Regions from separate parts of the Homo sapiens genome. Here region 1 is linked to region 2. The links are chromatin loops, found by intact Hi-C in ENCODE. Cell type or tissue: PC-9. All regions are shown on one strand. Each heading gives the region's core, and the rest is flanking DNA. Links, peaks and the distances in the headings are about the cores only. Region 1 overlaps GAS6 (growth arrest specific 6). Region 2 holds the start of LINC00452 (long intergenic non-protein coding RNA 452).

Evidence for each region. Hi-C counts contacts between places; a loop is a spot of excess contacts. Peaks named below come from ENCODE experiments on the same cell type or tissue, not always from the same donor. Only the 100,000 strongest peaks of a DNase experiment are listed, where the experiment ranks them.
Region 1: it touches region 2 in a loop (6-fold over the local background); 63 of 110 quality-filtered maps call a loop at or near these places.

The regions. Positions count from the first base shown.
Region 1 is chr13:113,817,178-113,825,417 of GRCh38, forward strand. It overlaps GAS6 (growth arrest specific 6), which reads right to left. Exons shown (of 15, transcript NM_000820.4): 13 at 6,198-6,373; 14 at 4,781-5,009; 15 at 3,372-3,841. The coding sequence ends at 3,687. The region is part of intron 1 of GAS6-AS1 (GAS6 antisense RNA 1); the gene reads left to right. It also overlaps LOC124903220. Among named protein-coding and RNA genes, the nearest start is that of GAS6-AS1, 5.7 kb to the left of the region's middle. RefSeq lists enhancers at 3,416-3,965, 4,515-5,063. In PC-9, for the core only: no CTCF peak of the experiment used is centred there; DNase peaks (open chromatin) are centred at 484 and 4,144; H3K4me3 peaks cover 929 bases.
Region 2 is chr13:113,893,192-113,901,575 of GRCh38, forward strand. LINC00452 (long intergenic non-protein coding RNA 452) reads left to right here and starts at 1,912. Exons shown (of 8, transcript NR_164112.1): 1 at 1,912-2,058; 2 at 5,335-5,496. In PC-9, for the core only: no CTCF peak of the experiment used is centred there; a DNase peak (open chromatin) is centred at 4,160; H3K27ac peaks cover 1,716 bases.

The sequences.
Region 1 (8,240 bases), core at 1-8,000, 76 kb before region 2:
GGACCCCACCTGCAAAACACATGCCCAACCTCCTTCCTCCTCTCCAGCCCAGAGTCAGGGCTGTCCCCCCTCCCTCCAGGGGACACATCCCCCCTCCCTCCACGGGATACATCCCCCCTCCCTCCACGGGACACATCCCTCCTCCCCCCACGGGACACATCCCCCCTCCCCCCACGGGACACATCCCCCCTCCCTCCAGGGGACACATCCCCCCTCCCTCCACGGGACACATCCCCCCTCCCTCCACGGGACACATCCCCCCTCCCTCCAGGGAACACATCCCCCCTCCCTCCAGGGGGCACATCCCCCCTCCCTCCACGGGGCACATCACCCCTCCCTCCAGGGGGCACATCCCTCCTCCCTCCAGGGCGCACATCCCTCCTCCCTCTAAGGGGCACATCCCTCCTGCCTCCCCAGGGCACCAGCACTTGCACCACGTGCTCTGTCTTCCCATCCTCTTGCACACCCCAGACATGCCTGGTTGTGGAGGGTGCCAGGTCGCCAACGTGACAGGCCTGGCTGGGCCTCTGTGTTGCAATTCCTAGCACCATTGGTTTTGCTTGTTTGGGACAGTGGTTATTATAACTTCTGGCACCCCCGGAACTCTAAGAAAACAATACTAGGAAACAGAAGTTCCTGATTCGTCTGGAGGCAGAGCAGAAACCCAGGCGGAGGGTTGTGTCCTGAGGACACTGGTGACTGTAGCCTGTGTCTGTGGGGGCCTCCCCACGTCTCTGTCCCTGAGACTGGCCGTTGCCTGTTTTTGCTCCTGGCCGTCTTGACTTGGGGAGGATGGAGGTTGGGCAGGAGCAGGCTCCCAGCCGGCTGGGGAACATTATGGGAGAGCACTGGGGGGCACCCACCAATGTGATCTGACGGACGCCGCAGTGCCGGGCTGGAGGCCGGGATCTGAGGGACGCCGCGGTGCCGGGCTGGAGGCCGGGATCTGAGGGACGCTGCGGTGCCGGGCTGGGATCTGACGGACACCGCGGTGCCGGGCTGGAGGCCGGGATCTGAGGGACGCCGCGGTGCCGGGCTGGAGCCTGGGATCCCAGCGTGCGGCTGTGGCCCCTGTGGCCGTGTGAGGCCGTGCAGTGGGCAGTGCAGGGCTCTCCTGGGGCCCAGGGGGCTGTGTTCCACGGGCTTCTTGGAGCTCTGCTCAGCTGGCTCTGGCATCGTCGGGGTCAGACGAGTTGGCCTGCTTAGCGAGCCGTCAGCATCCACGCCTGGGCCTCCCAGAACTGGGCTTCTGTGCTGATGGCCAGATCCGAGCCCTGGGCCCGACCATCCTCAGCCCAACCAGCACCTGGACATCCCGGAGCCAGCGTGGAGGCCTGGGCTGCGGGTCCCCGACCGTGTGAGCAGCCGGTGGCCATCTGTCCCGGCCCGAGTGGAGAAAGCGCATCTGCCTGCGGAAGGTCCACGTGCTGCTGGGCGAGGCTGGCGAGAGCCGTCACACACACGCGGGGCCGCTGGCGGCAGATGGACGTTTCCGAAGGGAGCCGGCAGGAGCCTGACGTCTGCCCTCTGAGGCCAGGGCCTCCCCCGTCACTATTTTCTCACGGTACCGAAGCGAAAGTTGCCTGCAATACCTCTTAGACTAGGTTGAAGTCCTGAATTCAGGCTGCAGCCCTCAATCAACAGAACTTCTGCCCAGGTGCTGCCAAGATTTTGGGGAGAACAAGAGGCCCTTGCCCGGCGTGTCCAGAGCAAGTGGCATCATGCCCACGATGGCGCAGGGTCATGGGATGTGGCCCGAGGAGCCCATAACTGGCACCGGTCAACAAGAGCCCCAGAGACACAGGGTGGGCCTGCCAGGGACCCTCAGGGACCACCAGGGCCTGGAGGCTCCAGCGTAGACGAGCTGGGCGGCTCTGGACGGCAGGGGATGGGGCCCCCTGTGCATGGCCCCTGGCAAGGTGCCTGGCTGGCCGTCCATCCGTGGGGTGAGCTCGGCCCAGGCGGGCAGGGTCCCTCCAGGTGGGCATGAGTGTTGCTGGCTCCCGAGCCTTGGAGAAGCTCTGCCCATTCCACAGCCGTCAGGCCGGGGGCCAGAGGGAAGCCGCTCCTTCCCGGCCCGAGGCTGCCCCTCAGGAGCCCACTCGGCCGATGCCACCTTGTCAGTCCAGCCAGCGGGGCCTCCCCTGTGGCCTTCAAAGCCACAGGCCTCTTTCTAGAAACCTCTTTGCAGTTCATTTGTGGCGATTTATCCCTGGATGGGTTCTCATGGATTCTATCCTTCTTCTCCACCCGACTTTTCTCTAGGTCAAGTGCTGACCCCAGCCAGGCAGAGGCAAAGATGCCCCGACGCACAGCCTGTCCTGCCCGGTGGGCGCAGCTCTGGGACTGACTGGTGGGAGGTGGGGCTGCTCCGAGCTGCCCCGTCTCACTCCTGCCCAGGGAGCTCCGAGCACGGGTGGGGGTTTGGTCTTAAAGTGGAATCCTGGTTTGGGCCTCAGAGCTGAAACCCTCCCTGATCCCCCGTGTGGCCCCTGCAGTGACCGCATCCACCCTGGGGACCCATGTTTGGCCCAGAGGCTCGAGCACAGGTGGCCGCGTCCCACGGGAGCGTCAAGCCATGAGTCTTGGTCGTCCCCTTGGGACCAAGGAGAAGCAGTGACTCCGTGGCCCCCACCAGCTGCGGCTCCGACATCCTTCCAGGAGGCAGGCAGGGTCCCGACTGCATTTCAGGCACCTGCCTGGCCGCGTTCCGGCTGCCCTGACCTTCCCTGCAGACTTGTGGCCTGCTGGGGTCAGAGAGCACCAGTGACCGCTCCACCCCTTGCAGACAAGGAAGCTGAGGCTGAGGGACATGGGGACCCTGCCAGTGGGGACGCGGGAAGCAGGGCTGGCTTTGCTCCTGGCAAGCTCTACCCCAGACCGACACAGAGAAAGCAGTTTCCCTTTCTCAACAGAACACACTTGAGGCCCGGAAGCAAGTGGATCTGTGCAGGAGGGTGGGGACGGGAATGGCACAGGGGTGCAGGCGCTGCCTCGGTGTCTTCCGGCCCTCGGTCCCAGCTCGGGGTCCCTCCCAGGTTGGCTCAGAGGCCGCTGCCCCAGCAGCCTGCATTTGTGTGCCAAGCCCTCCTCACTCAGCAATGACTGGCTGCCTGTGGTGGGGGCCGAGCAGGGCGTTCTCCGCATTTACAGAACAAGTAAACTGAGGCTCCAGCCCCTGCCGCCACTACCAGAGGAGTCAGAGGCTCCTGGGGAGCAGACCGTGGCTGCCCAACCAGGCTGGGAGCAGAAAAGAGGGAGGGATCTTTGGAGCGGCTGAGGGTGCGGCCTGGAGCCCTGGCAGCCCCGCTCATCCCAAACGCTGCTACGTGTGCAGAACCCCGCGGGGAGCAGATGACGGCCACGCGGTGTTACAAAGCTTTCTGTAAATATTTTATTTTCCATATTTTAGAGTCAGAAAGAAGCGCTTGGTAATAAAAATAATAGAGAATTATTTTCTTCGAGCCCGCTCTGCGCTGCGCCGGCCTCCCCGCGCCCGGGCCCACGGCTGAGTGCGCGGCGTCAGAGGCCCCAAGTCCATCTCACTATTTACAGATATGTTACAGGCCGGGATGGTCACAGAGGAAAGCCCAGCTCTCAGCATGGCCCCACGTGGTGAGGAGCCCCCAGGCTCCTCCCGGCTGTCTCGGACAGAGACTGAGAAGCCTGCCGCGTCCCGTGGGGGCCTAGGCTGCGGCGGGCTCCACGGGGGGGCAGGAGTGGGCCGTGATGTCGCTGTGCTTGTACGCCGCCTCGTCCAGGTCCAGCAGCCTCCGGTTGACCTCCAGTGTCATGCAGCCGCGGTAGAACGCGGTGACTGGCGCTGAAGTCACCGGCACATCTGGGCCGCAGGGAGAGAACAACATATCTTAGCTCACCACGTGGCCGGCCCCGCCTGGCCCCCCCACCCCCGGCAGCGCTTGTGGCCAGCCCCGGGTTCCCTCCGAAAGGGCAGGGTTTCCCTTTCTTCTCTAACTTCTCGGTCCCCGTTCGTTTGGCCGCAGACCCGGCAGACAAGCAGGAGGCATCTGCCAGCCTGGGCTCTGCAGACGCCAGCCCTCCCTTCCCCGCTGGGAGCACAGACAGTCCCATCGGTTAAACGTGATCTTCTTCTGTGCCCAGTGAGTCATTCAGGCTGCAGGCCTCCTGGCTCGCTCTCATCCTCTTCAAAGCTCTGTTTATTAAAACTAAGTGGAGTCTGTGTCTGGCAGCCAAGAGAGAAATCCTGCCGTTTGCCGCAAGTGAAAACCTGCGGGCAGCCGAGGACTTGCCGGCTCCCACGTGCCTTTCCGCTGACCCTCCCAGCTCATGGCAAGGACATCCCCGGTCCCAGCCTCTGTGCTGTGTAGCCCATGGGACACGGCAGGACGCCCTGCTGGACATGGGAGGGGCTGGCGGTCACTCTGTTCGCTGCTAACAGCTGCGGTGACAGCCGCGGGTCCCAACTGCAGCCTGGCCCGAGGTCTGCCCAGCCCTCTCCCCCGGGGCTGGTCTGATGGGTGTGGACGAATGCTCCCTGAAGATGCAGGTTCGTGGGGCCTGACTCAGGCCAATGCCGGCCCCCGTACGTGTTTCTCAGTCTCAGCCAATGACCTGACCAGCACCGAGACACCATAATAGCCACTAACGACCCACCTGGACTTCTCCTTCCTCTTAAAACACAAGTCCTCTTCCGCATTCACTACCAGAAACCCCAGCCTGTCCAGGTTAGATCTGGGGTGACCAAGCTGGGCCTCCCTGGAGCTCTTCACCCGGGTTGAGCGGAGCAGGGAGCACCTACCTGGCAGGCCGCCAGCAAAGGTGAGCACGGGGCTCCGCAGGTGCCTCTCGAGCACGGCCAGCCTCTCCTGCAGCTGCGCGGCGCTCACCTCGCTCTGGCCCCTGGTGCCGTCCACCTCCAGGGTGGCCTCACCGTCCCTCAGCGAGACGGTGACCACGTGCTCTTGGCCGTCGCAGACCTTGATCTCCATTAGGGCCAAGGCCGTATGCTCCACGGCCAGGACCACCAGCTGCAGGAGACCGAGGTGTGGTCAGGGCCTGCCGGCCACCCCTACGTGAGCTGTTAGGTCCAAGCTGGTCCTCACAGCTGCTGGCCACCCCTACGCCGCACGCCTGTCTCCGTCCAGGGTTCCCTGCAGCCCTGGGTCTGGATGCTCGCTGACTGTGGATGACACCCCCACCCCACCTGGGGCTCAGCTTCTCTGCACGTAAAGCCAGGGGCCAGCCTGGGAGGCTGTGGGGGAACAAGTGTGGCCCCCAGGTTGGGTGTGAGAGGGTCAACCCCAGCCCCAGGCACCAGGCACACACAAGACCGAGGCTGCACTTGACCAGGAACTGGGGTGGCCCTGATGGGGACCCAGGACCCAGCCCTGCGGTGGCGGCCTCCCAGCCCGGTGGGCACTCACGCTGGCACCACAGCCCAGCAGCCCAGGGGTCGGCTGTTGCTACATAACAGCAGCTGTTTATTCCAGATGCTGAGATTGGGTCTGGCCCTGGTAACGAGCATTTGCATGAACCAAGCCTGTCTGTCGTATCCCAGCAAGCGGGAGGGCTCTGTGGCCCCGGGGTGGGCAGACTTGGAGAACGTGAGCCTCTCTGGTTTGACCCATGTCTCCCTCCTTAGCACACGAGCGAGAGAATAAAAGCTGTTTCTGTCACCTCTTGATTGTTCTGTGGGGAAAACAGCATGAGTCCCCCAGCCCAGGACAGCTGACTTATTGTGAGGACCGGGGGTGGGGGGACCTTGTCCAAGGGGCAGCTGCACTCAGCTCCACCCGGTGTCCCCCACGGAAAGACGCTGTTGGGGGACCGGCCAAGGTCACAGATCCGACTTTTCCAGGGAAATTGGAAAACTGAGTTTGTTGCTGAAATCATCTGACTTAAACACCAGAGACTAATTCAGATTGCTGTGAGCCACCATCTGCCCAACCGAACAGGGGAAAAGCTCCCACACTGTGAGCCGAGTGTGGCTCGCAGGCGCCGGCCCCCTCAGCTGTGTGGCGGTGACCTGGTGTCCAAACAACCCCCGCAGCCCGAAGCGTGGCCCACGCCGGGCTTGGCTCATCAGACCTCTGGTCAGAGGCTTTGGGGGTCCCTGGGGATCCCACCGCGGGCCCCCTTCGTCCCCTGCCAGGGAGTGCAGCCCACGTACCCGTGGGTCGAGCCGGTCAGGACGCCCTGGGTGGCGGAGGCCCTACCTGCTTCTTGAGTTTCTTCGTGGAGTGATAGTCTACCAGTGCCACAGAGAGAGGCACGGCACGGAGGTCGGGGGCCCAGAGCGCAAACAGCACGCCTGTGTCTGCGGCTGGGCGGATGTGAGCCACGACTTCTACTTCCCAGGTTGATTCAGTCCCGACGTCCAGAGGGGTCCGCACTGCAATGAAAGCGGTGCATTATAGGGTGGTATGCACGGTGGAGAGGCCACAGTGAGGTCGGAGCAGGGCCTCGAGAGATGCAGTCCCAGCCGGGGTGGGAAGCTGTGCAGACAGCCCCGGATCTGGGACGTGATGGAAAACTCAACAGACTGGTTCAGATCTTGGCCCGGAGCCCAGAGGCACCGGGGACCCCCAGGCTGTTTCTCCCTGGCCACACCAGTACCCCACTTCCAAATGCCCTGTAGGTGACCACCAGGCCACACAGGCCCGTCTGAGGGGCCACAGGCTGTGCACCATGGGACGCAGGCCTGTCCCTGCCTCCCTCCGATGTCCTCTTGTTTCAGGAGCGCCTGACAGCTCCTTCCTCAGAGCGTGCGTGGCCTCGTGCCTCGCATCTCACCTGCAGCTTTCAGGTAGCAGCACAGGGCCCAGTGGGGGCTGAGAGTTTAAGATAGCATGCGGACAGGAGCTGTCATGAGCACGGTGGTCTGGGGTCTGAGCTGTCAGGAGCACGCGCGGTCTGGGGTCTGAGCTGTCAGGAGCACCCGCGGTCTGAGTTCTGAGCTGTCAGGAGCACCGTGGTCTGGGGTCTGAGCTGTCGGGAGCACGCGTGGTCTGGGGTCTGAGCTGTCAGGAGCACCCGCGGTCTGGGGTCTGAGCTGTCGGGAGCACGCGCGGTCTGGGGTCTGAGCTGTCAGGAGCACCCGCGGTCTGGGGTCTGAGCTGTCGGGAGCACGCGCGGTCTGGGGTCTGAGCTGTCAGGAGCACCCGCGGTCTGGGGTCTGAGCTGTCGGGAGCACCTGCGGTCTGGGGTCTGAGCTGTCAGGAGCACGCGCGGTCTGGGGTCTGAGCTGTCAGGAGCACATGCGGTCTGGGGTCTGAGCTGTCGGGAACATGTGTGGTCTCCCAGGGAGAATGCCACGGCATATCCTCTCCACGCTGAGCCCTCCGTGGACTAAGAAGCCAGAAGAAAAAACTTCCGCCCTGTTTTCAGTGTTTCTATCTCACCCAGAATTCCAAAGTCCTGATAAAGAAGCTGTTTTAGGAAAAAGGACCCCAAATCACTGTGTGTACACATTTGTGACTGGGCGCCTCGCACTGCAGGCCAAGGTTGGGGTCAGAGTGAATTGTGCTGGTTTCCCTGTCTCTTTCCCACGGGGCTGTGTACGCCTGAAACCCACATCGCCTGTCCTGCCTGTCCCTAGCTGGTACCCGCCACATCAGTTCTCAACAACCATTTATGGCACCGAAACACACAAAATCAGAAAAAGTAACAAAAATATTGCAACAGAATCAAAAAGTAACAACAAAAAGTCTCCTGTTTGCCGGTCTTCCCATAACCTGTGAAGGGAGAGATGATGGTGTTCTTTAAAATGGAAGCTCCCAGTCGGGCGTGGTGGCTCACGCCTGTAATCCTAGCAATTTGGGAGGCTGAGGTGGGTGGATCACCTAAGGTCGGGAGTTCGAGACCAACCTGACCAACATGGAGAAACCCCATCTCTACTAAAAATGCAAAATTAGCTGGGTGTGGTGGTGCATGCCTGTAATCCCATCTACTCGGGAGGCTGAGGCAGGAGAATCGCTTGAACCTGGGAGGCGGAGGTTGTGGTATGAACCTGGGAGGTGGAGCCAAGATCGTGCCATTGTACTCCAGTGTGGGCAACAAAGGCGAAACTCCGTCTCAAAAAAAAAAAAAAAAAAAAAAAAGGAAGCTCCTGACAGGAGGCTAGGCACATGTTGGCCATCGGGGCTTCACAAGGGCACCGGCCTCTGCTCTCCCCGGGAAGGTTTCCCGGCTCCACGTGGCCCCTTGCATGGAGGCTGCACAGACCCGGAGATCTGCAAGCCTGAGCCCAGCAGAGTCGC
Region 2 (8,384 bases), core at 250-8,249:
TCTGTTTTCTGGAGCAGATAGTAGAAAACTGGTATAATTTCTTCCTTAAATGTTTGGTAGAATTCACCAGTAAGCCTTTCTGGTCTTGGTGTTTTGTCTTTGGGAAGATTATCAGTTATCGATCCAATTTCTATAAGAAATATGTCTATTAAGATAATCTATTTCTCCTTGTTGTGAGTTTTGGTAGATTGTGTCTTTCAAGTAACTAGTCAGTTTCATCTAGGTATCAAATTTCTGGGCATAGAGTTGTTCATTATATTCATGTATTATCCTTTTAATGTCCACGGGATCTATAGTGATGTCCCTCTATCATTTCTGATGTTAGAGGTTTGTGTCTTCTCTTTTTTTTTTCTTGACTAGTCTGACTAAAGGTTTATCAATTTTATTAATGTTTTTAAAGAACCAAATTTTGATTTCATTGATTTTCTTTATTGTTTTTCTGTTTTCAATTTCATTGATTTCTGCTCTGATTTTTATTATTTTTTTCTGCTTACTTTACATTTGATTTGCTCTTCTTTTTCTAGTTTCTTAAGATGGAATTTTAAGTTATTTACTTTAGATGTTTATTCTTTTCCAATATATTCATCCAATGCTGTAAATTTCCCTCTAAGCTCTGTTTTCACTGATTCTCACAAATTTTGATAGGTTGCATTTTCATTTTCATTTAGTTCAAAATACTTTTTAATTTCTCTTGAGGTTTCTTTGACCCACATATCGGGCTGATTCTTTTCTTATCAGCTCACTGATGAACCCATTAAACACACTCTTCACTTCTGTTACAGTGTTTATAATTTCTTGCATTTCCTTTTTACACTTTCTTTGCATTTCAATTTTACCTATTCATTTTTTAATATTGTTCACTTTTTCTATTATTAAAGCCCTTAGCACATTAATCATAGGTATTTTAAATTCCCGATCTGATAATTCCTAAATTTCTACCATATCTGAGCTGGTTCTGATGCTCATTTTGTGTCTTCTGACAGTATTTTTTGCCTTTTGGCACGCCTTGTAATTTTTTCTGGAAATCTGGACATGATGTGTTAGACCGAAGAAGCTGAGGTAAACAGACCTTCAGCCTTTGCTGTGAGGTTTTTGTTTATCTGGCTTTCTTTCTTGTCATATTGCACCAACCATGCCCTCTAGGACAATGGTGGAAAGAAATGGTTAGAATGGTCAATCTTGCCTTGTTTCCTATCTTAAGAGGAAACTGATATTTATGTTCACTCTAGGTTTTTAAGAATGTTCTTTATCAGTATGAGATAATTTCCTTCTATTTCAAGCTTCCTGGGTTTTTTCTTTAATCATTAATGGTTGTTGATTTTCAAATGTTTGTTATACATCTGTTGATGATTAGAATTAATCCTTTATTTTCTAATCATATAAATTACATAAATTGACTTTTTTTTTTTTTTTTTTTTTTTTGAGATGGAGTCTGGCTCTGTTGCCCAGGCTGGAGTGCAGTAGAGTGATCTCAGCTCACTGCAAGCTCCGCCTCCCGGGTTCACGCCATTCTCCTGCCTCAGCCTCCCAAGCAGCTGGGACTACAGGTGCCTGTCACCACACCTGGCTAATTTTTTGTATTTTTAGTAGAGACGGGGTTTCGCCATGTTAGCCAGGATGGTCTTGATCTCCTGACCTTGTGATCCACCAGCCTCAGCCTCCCAAAGTGCTGGGATTACAGGCGTGAGCCACCATGCCTAGCCATAAATTGACTTTTTAAAAATTACACTTTACTTTGAAGTATATGTAGATTCACACACAGAAGTAACACAGAAATCCTGTGTCCTCTTCACCCAGCCTCCCCCAATGTCAACTCACAAAGCTACAGAGCAACATCACAATCAGGACACAAACATTAGTGCAGTTGAAGCACAGGACATTTCCATCACCACAAGAACTCCAGTGTTTGCCTGCTTCTATCACACTCCAGTGCTTTTAAGCAGGTTTTCCCCCCATATTTTACCTAAAGTTTATAGCTGTTACCTGTGGAAAGGTTGGTTCAGTGGGGGCTATTCTGCCATTACCAAAAGTTGGGTCCTGTTCTCTACTTTTTAATTGGTAAGCATGCTTTGTAGTTATGGAAATCAACTCTTTGTAAGTGAATTGAAAACTCCCAGCCCCCAGTTTTTCTTTTATTTACCATGTTTTTTTCCCACAAAGAGTTTAAAAGTGTAAACATATTTTATTAGCTTTGTTTTTTGCAGTGCCTTCTGAATTTTTTATCCAGAGAGGTGTTAAGATTTTCCTGAGTGGTCTTCTTCATTCTAAGATTATAAAAATATGCACCTTTGCTTTCTATTACTTTCTGTCTTTCTTTTCCTTTTCTTTGTCCTGCCCTCCTTTTCTCTATCTTTCCCTCTTTTTTTTTTTTTCCAGCCATGAGTATTTATCAAGTGTGCCTATGATGCAAGAAAGAGAGATGGTCCCTGGTCTCACAGAGCTTATATCTTCATGACTCTGGGATCTGGCTAGATTTAGAAATAATTGCAGCAAGAACTTGTCTGTGTACCCATCAGCAGCACTGTATAAAGCACATTTTCACATTATCAGTCACTGTTACAGTGAAATTGTTAAGTGAGTAAAAATTATCCTTAAAATCTGTAGTCATAGAGATGACGTGGTATATAATGTCCAGCAAATGCACATTTATGGCTTGATTCCTCACATATCTGAGGGGTCTCCCTGGGATAATAGTTGCTATTTAGAATTGCCATCTTTCCTACTTTTAGGTGGAGTGGTTTTCCAGTTGAGTGTTCTTAAGATAAGCATTACTGAAAGGAAAGATAGCAGAAAGAATTTTTTCTTGGTTTCCCTCTTCATAGATGCCAGTGCTCCTGGATCAGAGTGGAGCCTCCTGCTCACGCACTACTTCTGAGAGCCAGTGGCGACCACAGAGGGAGTGCCCTCTTTCTTCTTTCACATTTAAATCTTTTTTAAAAAAAACTTATTAAATTTAATTTTAATTTGTGTATGTGTGTGTGTGTGTGTGACCAGGTCTTGCTGTGTCACTCAAGCTGGAGTGCAGTGGTACAATCATAGCTCACCCCTGGCTCAAATTCTTGGGCTCAAGTAATCTTCTCACTTCAGCCTCCTGAGTAGCTTGGACTACAGGCATGCACCACCATGCCCAGTGAAATTTTTAATTTTTTAATTTTTTTTCTCTACAGCCCCCAATTTTTTATTTCTTTTTTTTGTAGAGACTCACCAGGTTGCCCAAGCTGGTCTCAAACTCCTGGCCTCAAGCAATCCTCCTGCCTCAGTCTCCCAAAGTTCTGGGATTACAGGTATGGGCCATTGTGCCCAGCCTACATTTAAATCTTTGATCCTCTGAAGTGTGTTTTAATACATGCGATAAAGAGTAGAGAGGAGGAATTTTGTTTTAGCAAAATGGATAACTAATTGTCCTAATATCATTTATTGAAAAATTTATCATTTAAATATTTTATTTTGAATCCTCTGTATTAACCCTTAAGTTGCCATACCCTCTTCACAGATAGGGTATCTGAGAATAAGTTAAACATGCTCTTTGAGGTCACACCCCTGGAAACTTGAAACACCAGAATTCAAACTAAGTCTATAGACTCCACAGCTCACTTTTTGCCCCTTCCCATTATAAACCACCTTGTCTAGTGCCAGAGCTCAAAAGAGGCCGTGGGAACCCACTCATCTGCAGCCTCCTGAGAGACCGTGATTTGGAAAAGTTAAGGGCCCACCTGAGATTACCCAACAGCACAAGATATCATTAGTCTCTTTGTCTAGTGCTGCCTTCCAGGAGAACATGTTTTTGGAGAATGTCTTTGTGCTGCTAAAATAACTCAACTCCCTTAGATGGTTCAAAACATCTCAGCCTACAGCAAACTGGGCTTCATTTTGCACTAATAAGGTTCTATTGTTAATTTCAGAATCATATATTGCTATTTGAGATGCACCAATTGGCTTTAGATGGGAAAGGGTTATAAGAAATCGGAAGGTTTATGCTGCAAAGAGGGAGAGTAAGAGTTGGCATGTGGCTGGTACATTCCTTCCTTTTATGCTCCCCTTTTGTGGTGGCGAAAGTATGCTTTGCAGAGAGGTGAGAAGGAGGAAAAGCAGTTGGCTTGGCAGATGGACCAGGAGTGCTGCTCCCAACTGGGGCCCACGGGGCAGGAGCCCTCACATTCCACAGAGGAAGGTCAGCAGGAAATACTGACATCATGTCCGTGTCTATGAACGGCTGGAATGCTCTGTGGTTCCTGAACCATGTGAAAAATATGTGAGGTTGAAATGGGGAGATGCCCACTGCCATGAGCCATGTCTGCCAACATCCAGGTTTCCACCATTGGCTTCTCTTCAGAGCCCTGAGAGAGCAGCCCTGCAGACACTGTTCATGGACACTGACTGTGGCAAGAGGTGGCGACAGACCCTTGAGCTTAGTGGTCTATAGCTAGTAGGATTGATGATGGGGTAATGTGGGATTGATAGGGCGAGTAACATGGTATTAATAGTGGATTCTCTGTGGGGTGGCTGGGGGCATATCATGGGCCTGGTGGTTGTTGCAGCTCTGCTCTTGTCTTACTGTCTGCATGGTAGAGCTTGGCTAAAGCCAAAGGACACCCTGGGCCTATCTCCATTGCCCTAGAGGAGAAGGCAGGGCAGGTTCATTAGTCACAGCTGCTTCACCTGTTCTCTGTTCTCTCTGCTCTCAGGCTGTGGACAGTGCTGGGCCCACAGAAAAAGGTCCCTGACCTTGTAGACCAGGGCTTTGCAACCTATCTGTGGGGAATAATATGTTTTATTAATTTCCAATGTGGACAGAGATTTTAACACCCCCTTCCAGTACTTGTGATGTGGTTTGGACACCACGTCTCTTCGCCCACCACTCACCAGGATGGGACCAGACAGCCTCAGCCCTCCATCTGAGATAATACCCCAAGCAGGGAACCTCTTGGGAAAAGGCAGAGTTGCTATGCCAAATAAATCACATGTCCATTTAGTAATAAACCAACACAAATAGCACAAGTGGATTTTTGTGGCGTTTCCAAAGGTGAGCCTGTCTGTCCAGTGAAGCTGAGGAATCTGGACTGGGAGGACCCAGACTGCAGTCCGACCTCCAGCACCTTAGGCAGCCAGTGTTTCCAGTGCTGCAGCCACAGCTGAGGGGAAAACAGTTTACCAGACTTTAATGATGTTCACAAAACAACCACAGCCCTGGGCATGTTGTGTGCTCTTTGTAAATTAACTCACATAATCCTCACGACAACCTTCTAAGATGGGCACTGTTGCCTTCATCTCACCACGTTGGATGGCACAGTCACCAAGTTCCTGACCTCCTCTTCTCTATTGGTTTATTCGCAGGCCGGAAAAGAGGCATAAACTCGGAGAACCCAAGACCCCGGCCTGGCGTGCAGCCCCAGCAGCCGGACCAGCCTTGGGCAACAGCGTGCGACGTTCAGCTGTCTGTGTCTCCAGTGCTCCCATTCCATCGCACCTGAATGAGGGATTTGGGAGGTAAAACAGGCAAATAATGAAATATACAAATCTTCATTGTGCAGTTTTGATCAGTTGCTTCTCCTATGCAACCCTCACCCCAATAGAGACACAGCCTCTCGTCGGAACGCTCCTGCACACCCTTCTCGCAACCCCCACCACCTGCCCCCCACTCCCGACCAGAGCAGCCGCCGTCCTGGTGTCTCCCATCAGAGGTAAGTGTGGTCTCCCGACCAGAGCAGCCGCCGTCCTGGTGTCTCCCATCAGAGGTAAGTGTGGTCTCCCGACCAGAGCAGCCGCCGTCCTGGTGTCTCCCATCAGAGGTAAGTGTGGTCTCCCGACCAGAGCAGCCGCCGTCCTGGTGTCTCCCATCAGAGGTAAGTGTGGTCTCCCGACCAGAGCAGCCGCCGTCCTGGTGTCTCCCATCAGAGGTAAGTGTGGTCTCCCGACCAGAGCAGCCGCCGTCCTGGTGTCTCCCATCAGAGGTAAGTGTGGTCTCCCGACCAGAGCAGCCACCGTCCTGGTGTCTGCCATCAGAGGTAAGTGTGGTCTCCCGACCAGAGCAGCCACCGTCCTGGTGTCTGCCATCAGAGGTAAGTGTGGTCTCCCGACCAGAGCAGCCACCGTCCTGGTGTCTCCCATCAGAGGTAAGTGTGGTCTCCCGACCAGAGCAGCCACCGTCCTGGTGTCTCCCATCAGAGGTAAGTGTGGTCTCCCGACCAGAGCAGCCACCGTCCTGGTGTCTCCCATCAGAGGTAAGTGTGGTCTCCCGACCAGAGCAGCCGCCGTCCTGGTGTCTCCCATCAGAGGTAAGTGTGGTCTCCCGACCAGAGCAGCCGCCGTCCTGGTGTCTCCCATCAGAGGTAAGTGTGGTCTCCCGACCAGAGCAGCCGCCGTCCTGGTGTCTCCCATCAGAGGTAAGTGTGGTCTCCCGACCAGAGCAACCGCCGTCCTGGTGTCTCCCATCAGAGGTAAGTGTGGTCTCCCGACCAGAGCAGCCACCGTCCTGGTGTCTGCCATCAGAGGTAAGTGTGGTCTCCCGACCAGAGCAGCCACCGTCCTGGTGTCTGCCATCAGAGGTAAGTGTGGTCTCCCGACCAGAGCAGCCACCGTCCTGGTGTCTCCCATCAGAGGTAAGTGTGGTCTCCCGACCAGAGCAGCCACCGTCCTGGTGTCTCCCATCAGAGGTAAGTGTGGTCTCCCGACCAGAGCAGCCACCGTCCTGGTGTCTCCCATCAGAGGTAAGTGTGGTCTCCCGACCAGAGCAGCCACCGTCCTGGTGTCTCCCATCAGAGGTAAGTGTGGTCTCCCGACCAGAGCAGCCACCGTCCTGGTGTCTCCCATCAGAGGTAAGTGTGGTCTCCCGACCAGAGCAGCCACCGTCCTGGTGTCTGCCATCAGAGGTAAGTGTGGTCTCCCGACCAGAGCAGCCACCGTCCTGGTGTCTGCCATCAGAGGTAAGTGTGGTCTCCCGACCAGAGCAACCACCGTCCTGGTGTCTCCCATCAGAGGTAAGTGTGGTCTCCCGACCAGAGCAGCCACCGTCCTGGTGTCTCCCATCAGAGGTAAGTGTGGTCTCCCGACCAGAGCAACCACCGTCCTGGTGTCTCCCATCAGAGGTAAGTGTGGTCTCCCGACCAGAGCAACCACCGTCCTGGTGTCTCCCATCAGAGGTAAGTGTGGTCTCCTGACCAGAGCAACCACCGTCCTGGTGTCTCCCATCAGAGGTAAGTGTGGTCTCCTGACCAGAGCAACCACCGTCCTGGTGTCTCCCATCAGAGGTAAGTGTGGTCTCCCGACCAGAGCAGCCACCGTCCTGGTGTCTGCCATCAGAGGTAAGTGTGGTCTCCCGACCAGAGCAACCACCGTCCTGGTGTCTCCCATCAGAGGTAAGTGGGGTCTCCTGACCAGAGCAACCACCGTCCTGGTGTCTCCCATCAGAGGTAAGTGGGGTCTGTTTTTGAAAGTCACTGACACGAAACCGTGCAGAATGTACTTTTTGTGTCTGAGATTCACTCACCTCCTTGTGCAGAACCTTGAAGTCCTCGTGAAGAAATGTGGCCCCATTAGTGTCCTGCACCTTTTCTCCCCTCACTGATTGTTAGAAGCCAGGTGCTGTGCTATGCCTGCTAGGGCCAGTATTTGACAAATTCCCTGCTTCGCTAAAGAGGAGGGTTCGTGTCTGGAAGTCACGGGCCCGGTGACAGGCCCACTGTCTGTCCTGGAGGGCCAGACCCATCGTGCCAGTGAGTGCGGGCCTTGCCCACCGTTGTGTGTGCGGCCCTAGACACACTTGCAGAACTGGCCCCAATAGGGAGTTTAGAGAGAGGATTGCACAGGCGAGTGGATGAATGAGTGACATTTCAGAAGCTGAGGTTTGTAGCTGCTGCCTGCAATCTGTTCTGAAGTCCAGCAGCAGCAAAGGGGTGGGGAGGGGTCAGGCTCACCTGAGACAGGAAGGTGGGTTCCCCCAGGCAGAGGCTTGGCAGAGGGAATCATTGTTGGGACATCTCTAAAAATAAGTGACAGAAAGTTCCGAGTTCTCTCACGCAGTCTAGAAACACAGATTCTTACTGCACAGATTTTTCTTTAAAGTGAAGCAGGAATTTCAATGCTCTGAACTGACACCAGCAAACCAAGGCAGTTCTGGCTCATCCAAGGGTTGGGGTTCTTATTTCAAACTCGAGAGGCCTGGACTAAGATGCATCATCACTAACCAGGCTCCAACAAGGCAGAAATGCCGCTTTATCAAAACCACCGCAGGCTGGAGAGAAATAAGAGCTGCCTTGCCAAGGCTGGGACCGCCAGCAGAGGCATACTCAGCTTCCAGGTGGGGCCTGCCAGCTGGGGGCTGGCCCTGAAGATCACAGACTCCCAGACCGAGGGGGCGGGAAGGTCGTCTCATCCAGTGGGGACCC